2 separate regions of the Mus musculus genome follow, and region 1 is linked to region 2. The links are chromatin loops, found by intact Hi-C in ENCODE. Cell type or tissue: heart. All regions are shown on one strand. Links, peaks and the distances in the headings refer to the core of each region. The heading gives the core; the rest is flanking DNA. Region 1 holds the start of Med17 (mediator complex subunit 17). Region 2 holds the start of Cep295 (centrosomal protein 295).

Region 1 (8,209 bases), core at 3,210-8,209, 78 kb after region 2:
TGCAGAACAGTGTAGAAAGCTACAGTTTGAATAAAAATGGTGAAAGTCTTCCTGGAAGGACATGAAGGAAGGTGCTCATATCTGCTGCCTTGAAGAAAGAAAAGAGGGCAGTGCACTCTAGTGATTGCACTGACTGTACCCACCAGCATCCTTGCTTTTCCTTAGTGTGACTCCATTGCTTACTTAAAAACTGGTCAACTGCAGATGTAGCTCAGTGATAGAGCCCTTGCTTAGCATGCATGAGGCCTTGGAGTCAAGGACCAACCAGCACTACAAAACATTGAATTACAGGTTTAGGGGTAGATCCTGTGATCTGTCACTCAGAAGATACAGTGGGAAGACTGGGAGTTCAAAGCTAGTCTCAGCCACAATAAGTTCCTGCCATAAAGAAAACCTTTAAGAAAAAGTACCAAAAGGCTTCTCTCCTTCCCCTTCAATACACTATATTCAAAATGATTTGAATCCATACTAACAGACTGCCTGCTGTCCTAGGGACTTGATTTGCGACTGGAGCACACACATTTCTTCAGTCATCATGGAGAAGGTGGACACTACCACTACGATACGACCCCAGACACAGTGGAGTACCTTGGATACTTCTCACCTGCACAGTTCCTCTATCGCATTGATCAGCCCAAAGAGACCCATGCCTTTGGGAGAGATTAAAGCAGCTGTGTAATGGTTAGCTAAGGTTAAGTTACTAACCCAGCAGCTGATAGTAATTCAAAAATACAGTAGAGGACCAGAGAGGGGCGGGGGGGGGGGCGGGGAGAAAGAGAGGAAGAGGAAGAGAGAGAGAGAGAGAGAGGCATTCCCTAGCAAGCAGCCAAGGCCCTACCTTAATCCCCAGCACAGCTAATAAAATTAATCACTACACAAACACTATTTTTATGGCATTTGAAATGCAAGGATGTGGACATATGACACTCATATTACCATATTATTTAACATCTTCATGTGAGGGGAGCGTATTGGGAACATAGATAGCTAATTGAGATGCTCACTTTAGTAAACCAATCTTCTGTCTTTATAGCCCAGCAAAGTCTACCTTCTCTTCATACCACAGATATGAATATGGACAGGGACCTTCCATTATTCCTGCTATCTAGGAATAACTTACATTTGGGTGGCATTACTAAATTTTTCAAGTTCATCTCACAAGGGCTAAGGGAGTATTAGACACAACAGTGTGGGATCTTTGCACTGAGTTTTAAAAGCCCACTGTGGAAATCAGTGCACTACGTTCTCAGCACTCAGGACTACCCACACTCAGAAGTCTGCAGTTGCCTTCCACAGATGTTAGTAGCATTGATGAGCCAGGCTCCGCCTGAATTAGGTCTCTACCCAACAGTTTGTACCTTCGTAATACTGTTTGCAAGATAAGAAAGAAAAGAAACAGCAACAAAACACAACACCTAACATGGCCACTCCCCATCATGAGATATAAAACTACCCTCTTATTATGTGGTGTCTTAAAGAGACACTTTTGTGCCCTTTCTTTGGCTATATAGACTGTTGAGACAGTGAACCACAAGAAATTGGAATTCCCTCAGGAATTTCATGGCAGGAGAAGGAAAAGGCTGAAGCCTGGTGCCAGCCAGAGGAGGAACTTGTCTTCTGGAAAGATGTCACGTACCTCTCAGGACAAACAGGAACCCAGACAACAGTGGTGGGCAGGACCACAGCTTGATCTGCTTAGTTAGGTATACCTCGTGCCTTCTATTTAAACCTGAACCTCATGCCAGGACCCAGCATGAATTCTGCAGGATGGTGGGGGAGGGGTGGGAATCCAGAGACCTGTTTATTCCTCTTCCCAAAGTGACTACATTCAAGGAATCTTTTTGTGCTTTTCAAAGGATATTACACTATTACTGAGCGCTGATGGCTAGCATATGGTGATGATGGTTAGAAAACTCCTTGCTGTTCTGTGTCATAGAACCTGTGATGATCATTAGCCAGAAATCAACTTTCCAACCTTCCCAATGGCAATAAGATGTGGGTCTAGGAACTCTTTAGAACTAAGCCCTAAACGTTTTCTGATTCTTTACTTTGTAATGCACATGTCTTGTATTATTTTTAATAATAGTGTTATTTTTAATTAAACATGATTTTTGAGGTGAAACTGAATAAAATCACTTAATACTGTTTTTTTTTTCTTTTCTTTCATTTGTTTGTTTATTGAGACAAGAGTTTCTCTGTGTAGTTCTGGCCATCCTGGAACTCACTCTGTAGACCAGATTGGTCTTGAACTTGAGATCTGCCTGCCTCTGCCTCCCAGATACTAGGAATAAAGGCGTGCGCCACCACTGCCCAGCTGATCAGCTGATAGTTTCTTTGAATATCTTACTTCAACAAAAACAATATTACTGGGCTGGAAAGACTGCTTAGCGGTTAAGAGCACTGACTGCTCTTTCAGAGGTCCTGAGTTCAATTCCCAGCAACCACATGGTGGTTCATAACCATCTGTAATGGGATCTGATACCCTCTTCTGGTGTGTCTGAAGACAGCTACAGTGTACTCAAATACACACACACACACACATATATATATCTTTAAAAAACAATATTACTATTTTTTATATGTGTATGTGTAGCCATCCAGCAACCATGGGCAAACTGGGTTTACCTGAAAGGGGGGCCTGGAAATAAGGTAAGAGGGCGAGAGAAGGATGAAGCCAATACAAAGGTTCTGATCAAGGTTCAAAGTTTAACAATAAGCTTTGCATGTATAAAGGAAAAAAACACAAAATCCCCTTCTTCAGATGGAGTATGTTGTAGCAGCAAGGTCAACGCAAACAGCCAAAACATCAAAGTTCCCATGGGAACCTGCAACTGCAGCCAAAACAGATGTCTCTGTCCAGGTTGATAAGGCTTGTCATGGCAGATGTTCAAGGCTGGGAAAGGCCATATGTGTGTACGTGCTACATGCTTGCATGTCCACAGCATGAGTGCACATGCACATGGAAGCCAGAGGTTCTGCTCAGTATCTGATTTCCCTCCACCTTAAACACTGAGCTTTGCTGACTCAGGGAGGCTAGTCAGTCAGTGTGGTCCTGTCTTTACCTCCTTGAGCACTGGGAATGCATATGAGCTGCCACTCCAACCTTCACCCTTGTGCAACAAGGGCTTGATCCACTTGTCACCCCAGCTTAGAACTAGTATTCTCTCCTCTCACTTACCCTGCGCTCTGGAGCTGAGAGAGGTATTAATTCACCATTGGAGCACAGTGCCAAAATAAGCACACAGTAAATATTTTTGGGTGGGTGATCATGTTAGATATGTCACTAGTTTCTGGGATATGTTTAGTTGAAGAAACCAAACAAATATTATATGAAGAGAAATACAGCAGGGGTGGAACATAAACAGAATTCTCTTTCCATGTGGAGTCCCACACTGACAGGATGGACTCACTTCCTTGTTTGATTCAAATATCAAGACTAATGAAATCACATACCTACAAGGTGCTAATCATGATGTAAGGAAGGTTTCTAGAGAGATCAGGAGAGCTACTAGGCCTGTCTGAAAAAAATGGCCTGACAAAATAAGGAGAGACTGGCTTTACTAGTTCCTGCACGAGCTTTGAATTTCCCCCAGACATCAATGGAGCATTCGAGTGCTCTTGATTTATCAAATGTAGGATTAAAGGCCGCCTGCAGTCAAGCATCAGAAGTAGACTCAGGAGTTGGGAAGATGGCTCTGCAGTGCTTGCAGGTCTTCCAGAGGACCCAAGTCTATTCCCTGCCTCCCACATCAGGCAGCTCCCAACTGACTGTAACTACAGCGCCAGCAATTCCATGGCACCTACACGTGCATGGGAAGAACAGACACACGGAGACACACGTTTACCTGCAGACATTGGACTGCCAAGTGAAAGAATTGGTACTCTTCAGTGTTCAACTGGCTAAGTGCTCTCTGCTCTGCCCTGATGGAAACCCTGGGTAGGCAAGCTTGTTCTCCTCCGTGTCAGACAGCAATGAGTGGTGACAGTGTTGGGGGGCAGGGTGAGAGGTGCACTGTAGAGAAGTGTTTGAGAGCCAGGGCACCTGGTGGGCTGTTCCGACTCTAAACACTGGGCCCAACTAGGGTCACCCAGGAAGCATCTCCTCCAGGAGATGGAATCTCCAAAGCTTTAGTGGCTGCACCAGCACTACCAGCGGGATACAGGCCTGTGGACATTGTCAATAGTAAGTCAGAGGCTTCTGCAGGCTATAGATTCTTCAGCTGTCAGACAGCTATGCTAACGCCTCCATCTACACTTCATTGTGGGAAGCCAGGGCCCAAGGACTTGACAAATGATTTCTAGACAAGGCAAGGTTGTTCAGGAGCCCAAGATTAGACTCAAAGTGGTATCAAAGGCCAGCCTAGTCTACAGAGTGAGTTCCAAGACAGCCAGGGCTACACAGAGAAACTCTTAAAACAAACAAACAGAAAACGAAATGGCTGGACAGAAGTATAGGGGTTAGTACCTATCAAGCTGTGGGGCACTGTTGCCAACCAGCTAATGTTCCTTGCTTTTTCTGGTGCAGCCTGCAGGCTGAAAGTAAGAAAGGCCACTCAGTGAAAGACATTGCTGGACATGACATCCTAACACCATGAGGAAAGGAGAGTGCCTCTTGGTGGACCACCTGAGGAGTAGCCTGCTCATACAACCCAAGACGGGGTATTTGGGCCAATCACAGCCATTTGTTTGGCTAAACACCGGTGTCTTTTGTTTATATGTGTACATGTCTGTGAATGTGTGAGTGTATGCGTGTAAGGGTGGCTGCATGTCTGGAGAGATAGCATAGTCCTCCATTTATCATTAAGCCACCAGTCACAGGTCTGCACAAAGCCCTGGCCCAAGCTGTGCTTACTGGGCCAGGACAATCAGTTGCAATCTTTCGTGTAGGCATATCTGAGTGTTCTTGGAGTGTTTAAGACAGCTGGTGCAGTTTGGATGGTAGTCCTGCTAGCTGTTTGACTCGGTCTTCTTTGCTGGAGGCAGCTCCATCAACAGAGAGACTCAAACAGCTGCGAATTATAGTTAACTACCGTCGACAGTCTTTGTGAGTGCTTACATAAATGTAAAGCCCTTACGTACGTCTTCATCGTTAACTTCACGAATGTAAAGTCACCTAGGGGAAACACCTCTGGGAGTATGTTCCCAGAGAGGTTTAACTAGGAAGTGAAAACCTACCCGGAAAGTGAGTGGACTCATCCCACGGACGGGCTCCCAGACCGAATCAGCGGGAGTGCTGGTGTGTGTGCTGCGTGTCTCAAAAATCAAATAACTAACCAACTAACAAAAAAGCTGCGTGTCTCAATAACTAATCAACAAATTAATCAGGCCAGCAAGAAAGCTATTTCAAAAACCAAGCAACCAATTAAACAAACAAACAAACAAACAAACAAACTACAACGCCCAGCGTATCTACATAAACCCAGCCCACTCCACTTGCACTGCAGCGGCTGAGCCCGGTCAGCCGGAAGTTCCTGGCTCTCACGTGCAACCTACAGGAAATGTCCGGGCAGCTGGCCCTTCGCGCATGCTCATAGTGTTCCGCGAGACGCTGCGCGGAGGATTGTGGGGCAGCAGTGGGTAGTTTGCTTCCTCCCGGCCGCCGCGTCGGGCTTGCGGGAAGCTTGTTCCAGCCTTCCGTGTCGGTGCTGTACTCTGAGTCTCCGGCGAGTCGCCCTCAGGCCGCCGCCAGCATGTCGGGCGTGCGAGCCGTGCGCATCAGCATCGAGTCGGCCTGCGAGAAGCAGGTGCAGGAGGTGGGCCTTGATGGCACCGAGACGTACCTGCAGCCGCTGTCCATGTCGCAGAACCTGGCGCGCCTGGCACAGCGCATCGACTTCAGCCAGGGCTCTGGCTCTGAGGAGGAGGAGGCGGCAGGGCCTGACGGCGATGCGCCGGACTGGGGGGGCGCGGGAGCCGACCAGGACGACGAGGAGGGTGAGGCTTCGCCCTCGTTGCTGGTTCTATCCCAGGGTCTCCCCTAGGGTAAACTGTGTTTTGTGGTGGGTGGCCTTGAGAAGTATTGACAGCAGTGGGAAGGCCGACCCGGTCGGGACTCGGGGTCCTGTTCAGGCCAGGAGAAGAGGCATTCGCTTTTTTTTTTTTTTTTTTTTTTTTTTTTAATAAAGAACAGCTGAAAGCTTTTGGGGGTGATTTTAGGTGGAAACAGGTGATACTTAAAATGACCACTGAAACTTTGAGGTGAATGAATTACAAGAAAACAAAACTGAAGAGGGGGAGTTTGGAGAAGCAACCAGACTAGACTTTGGATTCTCCTTATTATCAAAAAAAACCAAAATTTGAAACCACAGTTTTCGATTTAGTGATGTGACAGAATCGGTTTAAGTGAGGATGTTCGTGTTTAGTGTGGTAATTCGCCAGGCAGAGGCAGTCAGATTAATGAAAAACATGAGCAAATAGACACCATCTCAATAAATAAAGAAAAATTTAAATGTAGTTTTCATAAATTTGACAGAAAGTTAAAACACCTGGGACTGAAGAGATGGCCCAGCAGTTAAGAGTACTGATTGCTCTTCCAGAGGTCCTGAGTTGAATTTCCAGCAACCACATGGTGGTTCACAACCATCTGTAATGGAATCCGATGCCCCCTTCTTTCTGGTGTGTCTGAAGACAGCGTCATTGTACTTACATCCATTAAATAAATAAATAAATCTTTTTTTTTTTTTTTTTTTTTAAATCTTAAACAAGCCCAACATTGTCATTATCCAGTGTTGGAAAGGCATGCCAGCTCAGTAGTTTTAAATGCAAAATTCTAAATGTGTATCACATTTGATCCATGAAATCCCCCACCCACAGAAAGAACTATAGAGCACAGGTATGTATTAAGATCCAGTACTGATGTCATTAGGAACATTTGACCTGTCTATTAAGGGACAGGCTTAAATGGCATGCCTCCTGGCTTCCAAATATCTTGTGGTGTGTGAAAGAGTGACTAGTTCCTGTATGCTGGGTTGAGATATGTCTCAGGAGGGAGGAGAGTTAGGCCTAAGATTAAAAGAAAACTTTTGACTTTCACTCCCTGATCCTTTATCATGAACTCCTTAGAGTGAGCATTTATTAAAAATTGATTAAAAGAAGCCGGGCACTCGGGAGGCAGAGAGACAGGCCGATTTCTGAGGTCAAGGCCAGCCTGGTCTACAAAGTGAGTTCCGGGACAGCCAGGGCTACACAGAGAAACAAAAACAAAAACGAAACAAAAAAATTGGTTAAAAGAAAGGTATAGCTGAGCAGTGTTGGCTCATGCCTTTAATCCCAAAACCCTGTCTCAGGGGTGGGGGGGTGGGGTGGGGGGAAGGTCTATTCGTGCAGCCAATGGTAATGCTGGTGTTGTAGGCCATTTGGGGCTTTGCCTGTTGTTTTATAGTTCAGGAATGTTGGAAGTTCAAGTTCTAAATGTTGGAAGGAAACAGGTTATTTTAAAGGCTTTTGTGGGGATGGGGGATATAGTTTAGTGCTTATCTGGGATGAATGAAGCCCTAGGTTTAGAAAGATTCGAGTGCCTACTTGAGATATGATGACAGCTTTGGCCTGTGGAAATTAGACTGGCATTTGTTTTGCCATAAGAGGAGTCTTAAGTGTTAACAGTTGAAGAAAGCGTATGAGAAGGAAGTAAAGGAGAGGTGGTTTGGAGGAGAGCTCATTTCTCCTTTTCACGCTTTTAAACCTCTAAAAGAGCCACCTTCTGTTCTGTAGTCAGTGTAACCAGTACACATGTGTTTCTGCTTTTCTTTTCTGTTTTTCAGGGTTGGTAAAATTCCAACCTTCTTTGTGGCCTTGGGACTCTGTGAGGAACAATTTGCGAAGTGCCCTTACAGAGATGTGTGTTCTCTATGATGTCCTCAGTATTGTCAGGGACAAAAAGTTCATGACTCTGGACCCCGTCTCTCAGGATGCTCTTCCTCCCAAACAGGTACATGTGCCTTTTAACTGAACATCTTTTCTTTAAGTCCCAGGACCAGTATTTGGTTGTATGCATCTTGTTCCCTTTTACTTTGTTGAAAAATTAAATCCACAAGCTAGAGCAATGGCCCAGTGATTAAGAACACATTGTTGTTGCAGATGACGATTCGTAGTACCCACATCAGGCATCTTAAACATGCCTGTAAGTCCAGCTCTAGGAGATCTGACACCCCTCTGACCCCTTCATATGCTCATACACACATGTACACATAATAAAGTATCATTAGTGTTA
Region 2 (8,640 bases), core at 2,350-7,349:
TCCTTCTTATTGAGCTTCCTGTGGTCTATGAATTGTATCCTGGTAATTTGGAGCAGGGTCTCTCACTATATAGAGCAGGGTGGCTTGGCACAGCCCAAATGGCTTCAAAATACAATTTTCCTGCCTCTGCCTCCCAAGTACTATGATTTCACATTGTGTTTTCTAGCCTCACTTTGGAGATAATTTTAGATGAAGAATGCTACACAAACAGGATTGTTTCTCATGAGACAAATGGAAGTGAGTCAGATGGTAGCAGTAGAAATGCTAGAATGGATGTTGCCTGCCTTGGGTCGGTAATGGTGGACAAATCATACTGTGGTCTTTTATAATTATGCTTCTAAATAAGATGGTTGCAGTCTATTTGGATTTACAGTTTGAGCGTATTTTTATTTATTTATTTATTTATTTATTTATTTTATATGTATGGATATTTTGCTTGCAGGGATGTGTGTTCCACTGAAGCCAGAAGAGAGTGTTGGATCACCTGGAGCTAGACTTACAGACGGCTGAGAGACACCCTGTGAGTGAAAGCTGGATATGGAAGCCTGAACTTCACTATGGACAACAAATGATGAAAACCACTGAGCCATCTCTCCAGCCTCACGGCTCGAGACTTTAAAATGTTGCCTTTACGGATGCTGTTAGATGGCATGGGAATTTCTGGCGCAGGTGTGTTCAGCAAAAGTTCATACTTTTATCCCCGAGAGCTTCAGAGAAGGTACTTTCAGCTAAAGCAAGTGTTCATACACCTGAATCCAGCAGCAAAACTAATGCTGACTCTACTCAGCCCCATTTGACTGTATACTCTTCTAGGTTGTAAATTATCTTTTTCCTTTTTTTGTCTAGACTTCCCTGTCTTTGTAAGCATGTACCCAACAGCTTAGAATCAATGGTCTTAATGCATGTCATAGGAATGATACGCCAAAGAGACTTAAATGATGGAAAAGTGGTTCTCATTTTTTTTTAATTTATGTGTTTTGTCTACATTTTGTATCTGTAGCACATGTATCCATGGAGCCTGCAGAGGTCAGAAGGGGGAACTGGAGTTAGGAATGGTTGGGAACCACCACGTGGGTGCTGGGAATGGAACCTGGGTTCTCTGCAAGAAGAGCAAGTGCTCTTAACTGCTGAGCCATCTCTCTAGCTCATGCTTCTCATTTCTTCCTTGAGTAAAGGCCCTGTGCCATGGCTTTGAAATGGTACTTGTAGTTTGGAAGTGTCTAAGCCCATCTTTTCTTGCATATCCAGTCTCACCACCATTGAACTGCCACTTGTGGTGCTAATATCTGGAGAGCCAGAGTGGCAGGCTGCTTCTGTTCCTGAAAGATATTCTTTTCTTTTCTTTTTTTTCTTTTTTTTTTAGTTGTTTGATGAATAGGCATCTCACTGCACATCCTTAGTTGGCCAGGAACTGGCTATGTACCTTAGACTACTTCAAACTTGTGGTGATTCTCCTGCCTCTGAGTCCTGAGTGCCACGATTACAGGAGTGCACACCACAGGACACTCTTTTGATTTTATACATAAGACTCTGAGGACTCCCCCCACTTAAATGTTAGGGGTTTTCCCCAGATATGGTAAGAGATTAAAGTGAACTCAGAGCTATGAAGCTATCTCTTCATTCTCTTGTATGTGAAACTTGTGCTGTGACTTGAATGCATTGTCTCCTCGGTGTCAGCCTGGCAGAGCTTGCACTCTACGTGGTGGTGCTAGCTGGGAACTTTTGATAGTGGGGCCTCGTTTGAAGGTGTTGATCATTGACCTTGAGAGAATATCATCCTGGACTTGTTCCCATTTTACTCTCTCTTCTTCCTGTCCACCAAGATAGGAACTGCTTCTTGTTTTCTCTGCTGGGATGGACTGAAGACCTCTAAAACTGTAAGGTAGAATAAATCTTTCTTCCCTCCATTAAGTTGTGCCTTCCAGGTTCTGTGGCCACATGATGCTAAAGTAACCAATGCTCCAAGCTGACTTGACTTCAGCTATATTCTTAAGAGAAGCAACAAACACAAAAACTAGCCACACTAATGTCACAATGCTTCCTCTGACCAGCAGTGATTGTTTACTCCAAGGCCAGGTAAATGGTCCAATGAATAAAGTATCTCTGAGTAACTATGTTCATATCCACAGCACACATGTAAAAACAAGGCATGGTGGTGTTGTGGGTACAGGGAGTGGATGTTTGGAGACAGGTATATCCCTTAAGATCTGTTAGTCTTACTACCACTCAATCTAGCTCTGGGATCAGTGAAAGACTTTGTTACAAAAGACAAGATGAAGAGTCATAGAAAAAAACATCTGGCACTAACCTCTGACTTCCAAACATGTGCACACACATATGCATGTGCACACTTGTGTTCAAAGACACACACACACACACTCATTCCCAATGGGTGGACAACATTAGAATCTAAGCATATCTACCTTCTCTACATCTCTAAAGTTCAAAGACATAATTAAAATCAAAACCAGAGTCTTAAAACACATATTTAAAAGTCCATTTTCAGTTTTCTTCAGTCAAAAACAAAGTATTATGGGATGTGGTGGCCATGCCTTTAATCCCAGCACTCAGATGGCAGAGGGAGGCAGATCTCTGTGAGTTCAAGGCCAGCTTTGTCTACACAGCAAGTTTCAAGACAGCCAGGACCACATAGAGAGACCCTGTCTCCAAAACAAGATTTATGAAAGAATGTATTAAAAATCAAAATGTAGAAAGTAGCACATGTCATGTACTTTGTGCCAGGCATTGTCCTAACAGCTTTAAATCTCACAGCCACCTTTGGAACAGTTTTACTACATCTGAGTTGATAAAACTGACTTCTAGGGGAAGTTCAGGAATTAGCACAGAGTCAGAGTTGGTAAACTAGAAATTTACAACCAAAAAGTTGGACTCTAGAGCCAACGTATTAAACATTACTTTGTTTTATCCCCCATGATACCAGATATCATGTCTACAGAGATAAATCTATAGCCTCACAAGTCAGGATGGCACATGCCTTTAATCACAGCATTAGGAACATAGAGGCAGAGGATCTCTGTGAGTTCAAGGTCAGCCTATCTTTATGTCAAGTTCCAGAGCATTCAGTGAGATCAAGTCTCACAAACAAAACTTCAGCCTCTTTTAATTTAGAAAACACAGAACTCCATATTGAAAGCATCTTAAATTCAGAGTTCCTGTCAGAAAATACAAGTGAACAGGTGTACACAGAGTTACCTCTTTGTGCTCTCTGGTGTATGTCACACTTGTGCTTTCAGATCAGCTTGTGTTGTCACCTGATTCTCAGATTCATATTCTAGTTTGAACTAAAAAAAGAACGTGTTCATTTTTATTGATTCCAAGAACAATTACTGCAAAATACTGTGGTTTACCCACTTTAGGTCATATGCCCATCACAATAGCAAGCGAGCTAGAGGGTTGCAATGGCCTGGTCTTGGCCATACCTCTGTGACCTGGGGTGCTGGGTCTGTATCAAACGGCAAAGTTCTTAAGAAAGAAGCCTAAGCAGATAATCTTATACTTTTAAAAAATATGCAAACTGCCTTCACATGCCTTAATCGTTGGGTCTCCATGGACCATGGGAAGAGGGCAGGCCAAGTATAACTAAGGACACCACAGTGGATTAAGCTGCCCACAGCATCTCTCATAGAGATAACTTCCTCCTAACTTGAATTGGGCTGGCCCTCGTATATAACCAATAAAATGCGGCAATTTTTTAAAAATTTTATTTTTATTGAATATTTTCTTTAAATTTCCAATGTTATCTCCTTTCCCAGTCCTCCCACCCCCGAAAACCCCTATCTCATCCTCCATCCCCCTGCTTCTATGAGAGTGTTCCCCCACAATGTATAGGCTGACACTCTCTCACCCTACTGAGCTTGCTCTGATCCCTCCTGGTTTCCTATTCAAAACAGAACATGTCTCAAGCTCAGATTTCCACTTGAGTACTTTCTGCCCAAGACGCCAGCTGGGTAGAGCTGTCCAGTCATCAGGTCAGCAAATGACAGAGGGGTGTCAGGCAACTGAACCAAAAGTGCTTGCTACACCTCTTCTTCCAGACTTGCGACCAAGTGAACATGCCTCTGCTGGGAATGGTGCATGAGTTTAATGCAGATGGATCTCCTTATGGCAAGGCCTGAGGAGTTGGGTCCCCACATGGCAAAGACCTATGGGATATTGGAACAGAATCTCCTGGCCTTTCCCCAAGGAATGCTTGGTTCGCTTTTGCCTTGCATTTGTGTGTTTGACTTTGTTATTGGAAGTATTTGCTTTTACTTTGTTTGTGACAGATGTTTCTCTAGAATCAGAAAGTTTGGACTGTGATTCATTCCTATTTGTCTCTGAGGCCATGAAAGTGGAATAGACCACTACTCCTGTGTTTGTTAATAATGATGCGGTTGGTCAACAAGAGGGCCTAGTCTGTGTACACCAGCTAACATCCAGATGTTCTCTCCTTATGGTTACTTAGTTCCAACAATTTGCCCTACAGTGCTGTTCCAAACAATAGTTACATGGGTATTAAAAGCTTAAGAAGGTCTTTCTGGATTGTTGGTTCCAAGACTTAACAGGAATATTCAGAGGTTACACCAAGCAAGGATGAGCAACTGACTCGGTTTACTAATTTGCCCTGGGCACTAGAGGAATGAGATTTCCTAAGGGGACAGGCTAGGTGTCAATAATTAAATCAGAATTTCTCGGGTATGTAGTTTATCGCCTCTCTGTACTGTATCCTCAATTGGTTATGTATCAATGTGCTGGGTTAGATATTAGCCACGTGCTCAATCTATATTTCATCTTTCTTGATACTGTTCATGGGTTAGCAGGAAACCGTGGCGACTGAGAAGGAAGTACAGTGTGCACTTGGTTGAACATAGGAAGTTCTTAAAAGAGACGTGGAAAACTAGATGTATAAATAAAGGTAGTCTGAGTTGTCTCGGTGTCAGAGTATAGTATGTGAACTGCACTTCCTGGTCCAAGTCTTCCGCCGATTCCACACATCCTCCTTCATGTTCTGAACCCGACCCAGGATTGACTGCCGGCGACAAAACACCACAGAGCAAGTGGGACAAGACCCTGACAGTTGAGAGGGATAATGGCCCGTTGCGCAAGCTGCGCGTGCGTGCGTGCGTGCGTGCACGTGGGCGGGGCTGCGCGTGCGCCGAGCTGGAGGTGGGCGGGGGCTTGGCACGGCGCGGCCTTCCGGGCGGCCCCTGCGGAGGCGGTCCTAAGCTGGTTCCCGCCGTCCGATCCCGCCATTGGCGGGCCGTTTGAATGACGGAAGTGACGAGAGCCGGGTCATGGCTGTCCCGCAGGTACCCAAACGGCTGCTGGGTAGCCGGCCGGGTGCGGGTGCCTGTGTGTCGTGAGGCCAGACCACACACGCTGTCAGGTGAGTGACGGAGGCCCGCCAGGGTTCTTCTGGCTGGCCGCGAGCAGGCTGGCGAACCTTCCGGCCCTTTAAACCGCCCCGAGGCCGGCCCTACAGAGAGCTCGGCCTTTCTGAGGCATCCGCCACCCGTAGCTCTTCTGGTACTCTTCCTACACTCAAGCTATGAAAAAAATGGCAGTCTCATTCGAGAGTGTTAGTTCACCCTGTAATCCCAGCACATGCAAGGCAGTGCTGAGGCAGGAGAAATGCCTCGTGTTCAAGACCAGCCTAGGCAATAAACCCTACAGCAGCGAATGGTTGTCGTCAGTCTTACATTAGAATGTGTTCGGCGGTTGGGTAGTAATTAAGCCACACGTACATATAGTACAGCCACGTGTGGTGGCTATTACCCCCTTACACGGAATAAAGTTAACAAGGCCCAAGGGATTTGAAACTTGGCTTCTGCCTTTTGCTAATGAATGGCTCTTGCATCCACATCTATTAATTTTTTGGTTACTGTGTGTCAGATACTGCCTAATCCTTAGAAGGAAATCTATCAAGATAAGCCCTACTGTGTCCATCATTATTGGACACTTAAAACACAGAACTTGAAGAGTCCACATGGGTAGAAATGACTAGTGAACAAGCCAGGTAACAGGATTCTACTTAATAGATGCAGGAGGAATACTTGTCTCCTATGGAGGACAACTTAAAATGTTCCTCTCTTGGAGCCTCAACCATCCTCAGGAGTATTTTCTTAAGAATTCAGTGGAGTGTATTGGAAAAGGCTTTTTTTGTTTTGTTTTGTTTTCCGAGACAGGGTTTCTCTGTGTAGCCCTGGCTGTCCTGGAACTCACTCTGTAGACCAGGCTGGCCTCAAACTCAGAAATCCACCTGCCTCTGCCTCCCGAGTGCGGAAAAGGTTTTCAATTCAAGCAATTACTACTGTTTGACATTTGTTCTTCGATGAAGTCATGACTGGGTCTGCCATGTAGTACTGTATATGGATTAGTCACTTTCTCGTTCAGTCCACGCTGAATTATTTATAAGATGCAAGACAGTTTTTTAGACAAAAGAGATGAGGTGATGAATAAGATCATACTTGTCCTGACCACAATTGTGATAAAGAATTCTCTGTGAAAAGGAATGGTTTCAAGCTGGGCATGGTGGCGCACGCCTTTAATCCCAGCACTCGGGAGGCAGAGGCAGGCGGATTTCTGAGTTTGAGGCCAGCCTAGTCTACAGAGTGAGTTCCAGGACAGCCAGGGCTATACAGAGAAACCCTGTCTCAAAAAAAGAAAAAAAAAGGGGGTGGGGGTGTAGTTTCTACCAGGTGACCCAAGCAGCTCATTGAAACAGTATTTTTAAGTTGTTATATTTGAGCATTAAGAGTTTTTAAAACTATAGCTACTATCACTCAGTTATTAAGACCCTGTCTACAAAAGACGAGTAATAATGAAAAGCTAAAGGAAAAGCTATCCCTATATGAATATAAATAGTCTCTAGTCTAGGTGAGATGCATATGTGAAGGTCATTCATAGAGGACAGCTCCTTAGCAGCATCTGAGCTCAAGCTAGCAGTAAATATCCAGTAATACATTTGCCTGCCTCATCACTGTAAAGAGACCAGGGAGATGTGCACTCATCTCAGTTAAGATCGTGGCATGCTGTGCTAGGAACAGGTTGATAGCAGAATTACTTGGAAAGAGTTTCAAATGACACCAGTTTTCACAGAGCACATTCCTCTAGATAGGAGCATGTTAAAGAAAACTCTTAAGTTCTAGAGAAGAGGAGTGGGATTGTAGTGCAGTGGAAACATGAGCATGTATGTGCAAAGCCTGGAGTTCCATCCCAGCACTGCAGAGACAGGAGGAAGGTCTAAGGGGGATATCAGCAGCACCCAGCCTTAGCAATAGAAGAGGAGACCCAGGAATCTAAGTACTTAAGCCATTATAATTATCCCATAGGGATTTTTAAAAATGGTCATCCAAAAAAAAGTATCCTGTTAACTTTTATATCTCCTTGACACAGGTTAGAGTCACTGAGAGAACATTCAATTAAAACATGCTTACATAACATCTGCCTATAGTCATATCTGTAATACAATTTCTTGATAAATTATTAATGTGGAAGGGCCAGACCTATTGTATGCGGTGCCGTCCTTGGGCAGGTCATGCTGGATGGGATAAGAAAGTAGTTGGAGTGAGCCAATGACCAGCACATTACCATGCAGACAGATCCTCTGTATCAGCTCCTTGCTTCCATGTTTCTGCCATTTGAGTTCCTGCCCTGACTTCCCTTACTGATGGACTGTGATATACAAGCTGAAATAAACCCTTTATTCCCAAGTTGCTTTTGGTCATGGTGTTTTATTGAAACAATAGAACCCTAACTAATACAACATGTTTGTAATTGTTGAGGGATATTTTAAACGAAGCCCATGGAATTGATAATATTCCATGAGATTTAATGGTGCTAAGAGATCAAATTATGTACAGCAACCCAGGGACCCCTAAAGTTACCTTTTTATTTTTATTAGGTACAGGTTATCAGTGTTAAGTTGTACTTGTGAAAACATTTGTTTGATGCCAATACATCTTTTAAGTGCTTAATAAAGTATGGAAATGCCAAGACAGGGAAAAAAGGTCTGAACTATTGTCAGTCAGGTATAGATGGGGGCGAATCTGTGAGTTCTCCCCACTCTTCATTTTCCTCATCCAACTGACAACCAGTGAACTAAAGAGCAGATTCAGAACTATAACTAAGTTGGACTTAGTTTACCTGTATACAGTAAATATAGATTACCCTTTAAATATTGAAAATATTAACATGAAGTTTTAAAATCATTTTGTTACCATATTTCAGTAATATATTTCATAGGCACTCATCTGTTTATTTCTCCTCAATTCAGATCCTTTATATTTAACATACTCAGAAATGAAAAGAAAGGGAATGAATACAAAGCTGAGATTGAGCCCTAGTGAAGAAGCCTTCATTTTGAAGGAAGATTATGAAAGAAGACGAAAACTAAGATTGCTGCAGGTATCATTTACTTGGAGTTTTTTGTCTTCCTTAAAACATTCATATATTTTGGATTAGATTGTTATAAACAAAGTTCATTTACAAGCTTTTTCTGTCCTTGAAAGAGTCCTGGTTCTTGCTTATTTATATTTGAAAAATAAGCTGGTAAGTAGATTTGAGAAGAATTGAAAGATATTGCTTAACTCAAGTATTGGAAATCAGTTATTTAACTATCTATTTTTTAGAATTGTTTTA

What was found. A loop is a pair of places that touch in the nucleus more often than their neighbours do. Peaks named below come from ENCODE experiments on the same cell type or tissue, not always from the same donor. Only the 100,000 strongest peaks of a DNase experiment are listed, where the experiment ranks them.
Region 1: it touches region 2 in a loop (6-fold over the local background); 1 of 42 quality-filtered maps calls a loop at or near these places.

What each region holds. Positions count from the first base shown.
Region 1 is chr9:15,277,275-15,285,483 of GRCm38, reverse strand. It overlaps Med17 (mediator complex subunit 17), which reads left to right and starts at 5,578. Exons shown (of 12, transcript NM_144933.2): 1 at 5,578-5,934; 2 at 7,761-7,927. The coding sequence starts at 5,691. It overlaps 4931406C07Rik (RIKEN cDNA 4931406C07 gene), which reads left to right. Exons shown (of 9, transcript NM_001199485.1): 9 at 493-2,147. The coding sequence ends at 666. In heart, for the core only: a CTCF peak has its summit at 5,580; a DNase peak (open chromatin) is centred at 5,523; H3K4me3 peaks cover 2,182 bases; H3K27ac peaks cover 1,642 bases.
Region 2 is chr9:15,354,372-15,363,011 of GRCm38, reverse strand. It overlaps Cep295 (centrosomal protein 295), which reads left to right and starts at 5,224. Exons shown (of 27, transcript NM_176976.4): 1 at 5,224-5,386; 2 at 8,276-8,406. The coding sequence starts at 5,269. In heart, for the core only: a CTCF peak has its summit at 5,232; a DNase peak (open chromatin) is centred at 5,221; H3K4me3 peaks cover 1,847 bases; H3K27ac peaks cover 1,469 bases.